2 separate regions of the Mus musculus genome follow, and region 1 is linked to region 2. A link is a contact called in ENCODE POLR2A ChIA-PET data. All regions are on one chromosome and are shown on one strand. The core of a region is the stretch at or near the end of the contact, and the rest is flanking DNA. Distances in the headings are between cores, read along the strand shown.

The links. ChIA-PET counts read pairs that join two places held with the same protein, here RNA polymerase II (POLR2A).
Region 1: POLR2A ChIA-PET joins it to region 2 with 15 read pairs in embryonic stem cell. The contact joins the promoter of Ptrhd1 here to the promoter of Dnajc27 in region 2. POLR2A ChIA-PET finds 5 or more read pairs at or near these places in 2 of 5 experiments (Patski and embryonic stem cell).

What each region holds. Positions count from the first base shown.
Region 1 is chr12:4,232,467-4,236,046 of GRCm38, reverse strand. Ptrhd1 (peptidyl-tRNA hydrolase domain containing 1) reads right to left here and starts at 2,034. Exons shown (of 2, transcript NM_001204912.2): 1 at 1,769-2,034. The coding sequence starts at 2,020. Cenpo (centromere protein O) reads left to right here and starts at 2,082. Exons shown (of 7, transcript NM_134046.6): 1 at 2,082-2,295; 2 at 2,390-2,516. The coding sequence starts at 2,471.
Region 2 is chr12:4,081,052-4,084,868 of GRCm38, reverse strand. Dnajc27 (DnaJ heat shock protein family (Hsp40) member C27) reads right to left here and starts at 2,295. Exons shown (of 7, transcript NM_153082.4): 1 at 1,996-2,295. The coding sequence starts at 2,082.

The DNA.
Region 1 (3,580 bases), core at 785-3,284, 150 kb before region 2:
ACTCAGCTGACCACTGGGAAGACTTCTAAAATTACATATACTTTCCTTCTCCCTCTCTCATCCCCTCAGGCCCAAGCCTAAGTTGATGCAGGACACATCTCTCAACTATTTGATATAAGAGGGCTCAGTCCACTGTGGGCAGTACCATCCCTAGGCAAATTGGCCTTAAGTGTATAAGTAAAATAGTTGAAGGTCAGGAGAGCCAGTAAACAGTGTTCCTCTGTGGTTTCTGCTTCAAGATTTCTGCCTTAAGTTCCTGCTTTGGCTTCTCTAGATGATTGATGTAACCTGTAAGGTGTAATAAATCCTTTCCTTCCCAAGTTGATTTTTTTTTGGCCATGGTATTTTTCTCAGCAACAAAAAGCAAACTAGAATATTATATTATGCATGCACACTGAGAATAACTTGTAAGATTTGTTTTTGTTTTTTTTTTCTTCCCATCAAGTGAGTCCAGGGATAGAACTAGGGTTGTCAGACTTGGTGGCATATGCCTTTACCCAATGAGCCATCTCACCAACCCTTTTCATCTACCCTATTATATGCTTTTTGGTCAGCAGAATAGGATCTAAGGCCAACAGGATCTTGACCTGGATACAAATACAACTTTTTTAAATTCCAGGAGATCTAGGAGAAGGCTTTCTGGTAAAGAATATCATATGGTCCTAACCCTTAAGAGTTAGTCCAGGAGCTGAGGAGATGCTCCGTGTCCAGAGGACCAGAGTTCAGTTCCTAGAACCCACAGTGGGATGTTCTCACTGCCTATAACTGCAGAAGAGCCTACATCCTACTCTGTCCTCCCATGTGCATACGTCCCACAGACACACACACCTACACGTCTGCACCCATGTGCATACGTCCCACAGACACACACACCTACACGTCTGCACCCATGTGCATATGTCCCACAGACACACACACCTACACAGAATTTAAGTAGATCTTTAAAAAAGGGTTAATCAAATGCGTATGTAAATCACCAAGATGGGAAAGGACCCCTCAGAAAGTTGAACACAGATGTAGGTTGGCACGTTGGTCCCTTTGGCCATTGTTCCTCCACTCTCACCCCTTTGCCAGTGTTTTCCTGGATAAAGATTTCTCTAGAGAAGCAGGTGCTATGTAAATGTCAGTTAGGAGACTTGAGACTCAGAGCTTCTGAAAAACATACTCCTTTTCCCCACTCACTGAGCATTTCTCCTTTTAAATAAACAGCCTCTATTTCTTACTAACAATATTAAGGCAGTGCTAATTTTAGGCCCAGCTTTTTTCTTTTTCTTTCTTTTTTTTTTTTTTTTTTTTTTTTTTTTTGAGACAGGGTTTCTCTGTATAGCCCTGGCTGTTCTGGAACTCACTTTGTAGCCCAGGCTGGCCTCGAACTCAGAAATCTGCCTGCCTCTGCCTCCCAAGTGCTGGGATTAAAGGCGTGCGCCACCTCGCCCGGCTAGGCCCAGTTTTAAAAGGCAGATTGGTGCACAGGCATAAGCGCCACGCTTTCCCCAGCTTCGTTCCCAGGGATCTAAGGGACACTGGAACAACCAATTTCTGGTGAACGCTGTGATAGCAGGGTCTGCGTCGGTTCTTCACAGTCATGCTCTGCCAAAGGGAAGGTTCACTGCGTAGCGCAGACCATTCCCAAACTCTTAGTGATCCCTCCTACAATCATGCCACACGTACTTCCGGAAGCTAAGGGTTGGGCCCAAGAGCAGATCTACTTCCGGCCTCGGCACCCCACCCCCGTTTAGGGTCCCTCCGGATACTCCCCACGCCTCACCTCGAGAACCACCTTGCGCATGCGCCCCAGCTCCCGGAGATAAGCTGCCGTGTGCGGATGGTCTCGATGAAGGTGCAAGGCTGCTGTGGCGGCGTGACAAGCCTGCGCTACCAGTGCGCCGGTGGGCCAGGAAAAGGGAGCCTGAGATAGATCCTTTCGTAATACTAAGTACTGTACAAGGATCTGTGGCTCCACCCCAGAGCATGCCATCTTCCTGATCATCAGACTGGCCGGACGTACCTTGCGGTGCATGCTGGGATTAGTGTGGAGCTGCTGGGCGCCACCATGTTCGTGTACGGCGGAAGCACAAAGCACTCTGGGATCAGTGGGTTACGTTGTTACTTCAGTTGCTCTCGGCGGGAATTCTTAAACTGCATCCTGAGTGAGGGAGCTTTGGCGAGAAAGCAAGACCCAGTGGTAGACAGATTAGCATTACTGTACAGCTTCTTTGGGTGTTCGAGGAAGCCCGGCTGGACCATAGTGGCCACGGCGGTGAGGTAGGCGTGGACAGGGCTGACCAGTCCAAGGTAAGGGACGCCAGCGGGGACACTTTGCTTATCCCGGGACTGTCAGGCAATAGTGGCAATAGATTGGTGATTGCGTGTCTTTTACTATTTACAGTTAAGGACGTTCGGGTCCATGTTAACCCTGCCTTGTACGTCCAGCATCGTAAGAAAAAACACTTGAGAACCCGAAGAGGAGATGGAGTCTGCAAATACTTTGTGTCCAGGCAGGAAGTGCAAAGGAGGTATTCAAAGGGGTTTGGCTTTCTCTGTACCACAGTGTTTCCAGACTTTATTGCAAAGGAAGGGACACTGTAAGGCAGTAACTTTGGCGATTAGATATGGATTTGATTCAGGGCTCTATCTTAGGAAATTTTGTGGCTTGGACACATTATAGTTCTGCCTCATTTTCTTTCTCCTTTAAACAAAACTTAATGTGAAAGCATCATGTGGGTTGAAATTGTTACTAAAAACTAAAAGTTTGATGACTTAATTGTTAAAAATATGTTGCAATCAAGTATAATCCATACCCTAGAACTAAATTACTATGTAATCCCAAATTTGCCAGTAACTTGCCCTTCTGTGTGTCAGCACACCTGGCTAAACAAGTGACGAGTGAAAGTTTGTGAATAATCATCAAACTTCGACAGGTCAATTATTCTCCAGTTCCCTTGTCATCTCCAATCCAAAAGATTGAAACATTTAGTTATGATTATGTTGGTTTTCTCTCTCTGCTTGGCAATTACCACTGCTTATCGTGTGAACTTGGAGAGGAACTAAATACAGCAGAGAGAAGGAACTGCTGTGCTCAGGCTCCAGAGGAAATAAAAGAAGTCAGGAGTCAGTAACGGGAAGAAAAGCAAGTGAAGGGCCAACATGCTGCCTACTGTGGCTCTCTCTTGATCTTATGCAAGTTGGTTTGTTTGTTTTTTAAAGGAGCTATACACTAGTAATTTGATGTCTAGCCTTGGCTGGATAGATGAATGAGCCAGGTCTGGGCTGTCCCAAGACAAATGAAGAAAGGATTTTTGTGAATGTATATTCTTGTGAACCCTGCAAAGTAAATATTGGATCTGCTTAAGGAAACTAGTTACATGAGGTGAAGCATTGGACTTCTCTAGGGAGGTTTCATCTGGGTTGTGGGAAAGCATGGAGAATCGGCCTTTCCCACCATAGATTTGTGCTTCTGTGATAAGCAGGCTTAGATGAAATGCTGCTGCCCACAAAGCAAGCAGTAGACAAATCAGGAGTCTCTTGTTCTTTTCAAGTGAGCGTACTAATTAGTGGGTGTTTTTACACCAGTGGCCAG
Region 2 (3,817 bases), core at 1,046-3,545:
AATTTGAGGCCAGCCTGGTCTATAGAGTGAGTTCCAGGACAGCTAGGGCTATACAGAGAAATCCTGTCTTGGGAAAACAAAAAACAAAAAACAAAAAAACCCCAAAGAACATACTGATATATGCCACATATATAAAGATGCACCTTATACAAATTATACTAAGTAAAAGAAGGCTGTAGTAAAAGATCACGTAGATCAATAGATATGGCTCTATTCACATGAAATATCCAAAATAGGCATGGATTCATGGAGGCAGGAAGTGGGCTAATGGTTAGGGGAAGCAGGGAGAGCCTGTTAATTGCTGGGGTTTTTTTCCCCTCCAGGAGACGATGAGAATATTCTACAATTGATCATGATAATGGTTTCATAACTCTGTGAATGAAATGAAAATCAGTGAGCTATATTTTTGAAATAAGTGAATTCTATGTGAATTATAGCACATGAAGGCTTTTATTTTAAATATTTTTATTTCATTTTAACTGTGTGTATGTGTGTATGTCTGTAGATACATGCACGTGAATGCAGGTGTCAGTATAATGCAGAAGAGGGTATCAAATCCCCTAGAGCAAGATACAGGCAGCTGTGGGCCACCCATTTGACACAGTTGTTGGGACTGAATGCAAGAGTAGCAAGTGCTTCTAATTGCTGAGCTGTCTCTCAGCCCTCATTAAGCCTCATTTAATTCAAGAATTTTTATGGTTTTCAATCTTCGGGGACGAAAAAAGTTATTTCTAATATTTTCCCCTCCAATTTGATTGTGATTGTGTGTGTGTGTGTGTGTGTGTGTGTGTGTGTATGGGGTATCATTCCCCAGTGGTTATCCACGTTCCTTTTGGAGACAAGGTCTCCGTGGGACCTGAGGCTTGCTGATCAGGCTCCTTGGTCGGGGGTCCGGGGACCCAGCAGTCTGTGCTTGCCTACCACTGGGATTAGCAGTTTTCTGCAGGACTCCTGGGAACAGAACTGCTATTCACACTCACACTGCACCAACTCACAATATTCCCAACTCTCCTGCCTTTGTAAAACAGAGCTGGAAAATAGTCAATAGTCAATAAATGTTAATCTTCAGCAACTGTTTTGTTAACACATACATGAAGGTCCATATGTAGAACGGGAGCACGCTAAATTGTATAACAGCAATAAACACTTCCTGAGCATCTTCTAGCACAGAGCACTGGCTTACATAGTAGTATGCAAACGCTCCCATTAGAGGTCTTCTGCGTTTGGTTTAGTGAAGACTCCACTTCGGATGCCTTCCCTGTCTGTCGACCTTGGGAATTCTTAACCAACAGTTTCCCAACGTTAAGGGAAGAAAACGAGTAACTGGCATCTAAATTCATTTAGGAAAGGCCTCCCTTCCCAGATGAGAGGAAGTTTAGTAGCTAATAAGCAGCAAATGATACAGAAATGATACACTCAGAAAGATGGTATTTTTTTAAAAAAAAAGACTCCTCCGAGAAAAATGGACGTGACAATACAAAAAATTAAAAACACAAGATCTAGGGCTGTCAGTGCATGTCCCCTGAAACACACTAGGTTGTTGTGCTCTGGTGGTGGGAACATAGACTCCAGGCTGTTCAGGGCTACATTTTTTAGAATCTAACACCTCCCTGGCATCTCTTTAAACAGCAAGGCTGGCAACCACTCTCCCCAACCCGCAGGACCTCGTCCCCTCTCAGGGGAAAAACAGATTTGGTATGTAAACTGATCATTCGACATCGGAATCTAATTACTACCTTCAAATTACAATCAAAGATCAGAGGCCACCCTGACACCTTTTAGGGACAGTGACGTCAGTAAAGAGCCAGCAGCCCAAAGGTCAAAAAGGTCAAGATAGTTTTCCTCTGGAGGCCGCAAGCCCCAGTGAGCTCAGGATGCTAAACTAAGCAGAGAGGAGGCGGAGCTTCAAGCTTTTGAGTGGCGGCTCTCCTAGCCAATGGGAATGTCGCTCTCACAGCACGCGGAGGTCCTGCCCTCGCAGCACGCGGTACTCACTTTCCCCACTTCGGCGTTGCCCATGGAGATGACTTTGATGCGGAGGGACTTGGCGGGCTCCTTCCTCTTCGGCACGTTGGTCTCCATCGCCCTCGCTCTGCCGGGGCCGCGGGTTGTGGTGTCCTTACGCACCCAGCCAGCCTGGAGTCCCTCAGGCCTCCTCGCCCAATGACGGAGCCGCTGTGCTCGTCACCACCCTGGCTCCGCGGCTCGCCATCCCCACCGCTGCCTGGCCGCGGACGGACGAGGGCGGTTGGGAAGCGGCGAGCCGCGGAGGGCGAGCGGAGTCTCGCGATGACTGCGCGCCGTGACGTCATTGCGGGGCCCGGGAGGACTGGGTCTTGGGGTCCTGTTGGGCCAGTGCGGCCCGGTTGCAGGCGATTGGGGTTTCTTTGCCTGGCATCAAGATTGGTCTGTACATGGTGGCAGAAATAGAGCGGCTGTCACGGGGAGTTTTTGACATTTAGTGTAAGGCCCAGTCATGCCAAAGGCTTTTTTTTTCCTGGAATCTTCACCGATGGGTGCCTCTGCTGCCATCCTCCTCTCCGTCAGTACAGTGACTGCAGACTACAGTTTCTGCAGAGGACTGAGCCCAGGATCACAGTGGATTCTGCGGATGTCCCAGTCACCTAAAGATGGTATCCGAGCAAACGCACGCTTTAATTCTGGCACTCAGGAGGCAGAGGCAGGCGGATCTCTATGAGTTCAAGGCCAGGTGGAGCTATATTGTGCAATCCTGTTTCAAAATAAATATATAAAAACCTTTATGTATAAATTGTACATGTGTAGAAAGCTTTATGTAACTTATGCACATCCTCAGCCTACTTGTGTCATCTCACATTATCTGCCCCACTGTCTTAGGGTTACTGTTGCTGTGAAGAAACACCATAACCAAGGCAACTTGGGGAGAAAAGGGTTTAACTTGGCTTACACATCAAAAAAAATTTGGACAGGAGAGATAGGAAAGGAAGCTGGGGGCAGGAGCTGATGCAGAGGCTGTGGAGGAGTGCTGCCTAGTGGCTTGCTCCTCATGGCTCCGTTCAGCCTGCTTTCTTACAGAAGTGAGTTTCTTGGCTTCTACCCAAAACCCAAGAAAGCCAGCATAACTACTCAATACAAAGTAAATGCTATTACAATGTAAATATCATTCTTATGTAAATAGTTGTTAGTCTATATTGTTGTCCTTTAGGGAATAATCACACACAAAAAAGTATCTGTTTAGTACATAATCACCCCTCCCCTGATTATTCTTAATGGACGGTTGCTTCAATCTGCAGACAGCCTGCAAAGGCTTCATCGAAGAAGGTAGCATCAGATGAGAATTGGGAGTCTGACCCTGGTTCTGGAAAAGGACCTTGAACAAGACTCTTTCCTGGTTGAAAACCAGAGTTGCCTTTTGGAGCAGAGGCAGTGTGTGTGTGTGTGTGTGTGTGTGTGTTAATTTTCCCTCTCTGGCATCAGTCTAATGGCCCCCATCCTCAGGAGGAAGACTGGCTGGATAGTTCTTAAGGTTTGTCCAGCTCTGTGATGGTGTGGGATTCTCACAGCTGCCAACATCCAGGCTTAACCCAGAATCTTGTTCCCTTTCCCCTTACCTGACAAGATAAGGTAGATAAGGTAGAATCATAAATTTTACGATAACTTCTTATGGAAAGCAACTGTTAGAATGAAAGTCAGTCTGACAGACACACTATTCTTTTAGTCAATAATTTCAGTTACAGATGTAAACAGAGATTGACAAAGATGGCTGACAATTTCTCAGTAATCCCAAGGTGAAGGTTTCTGCTCCCACAGGGCTTTAAACATCTTAAACCAAGTCTGG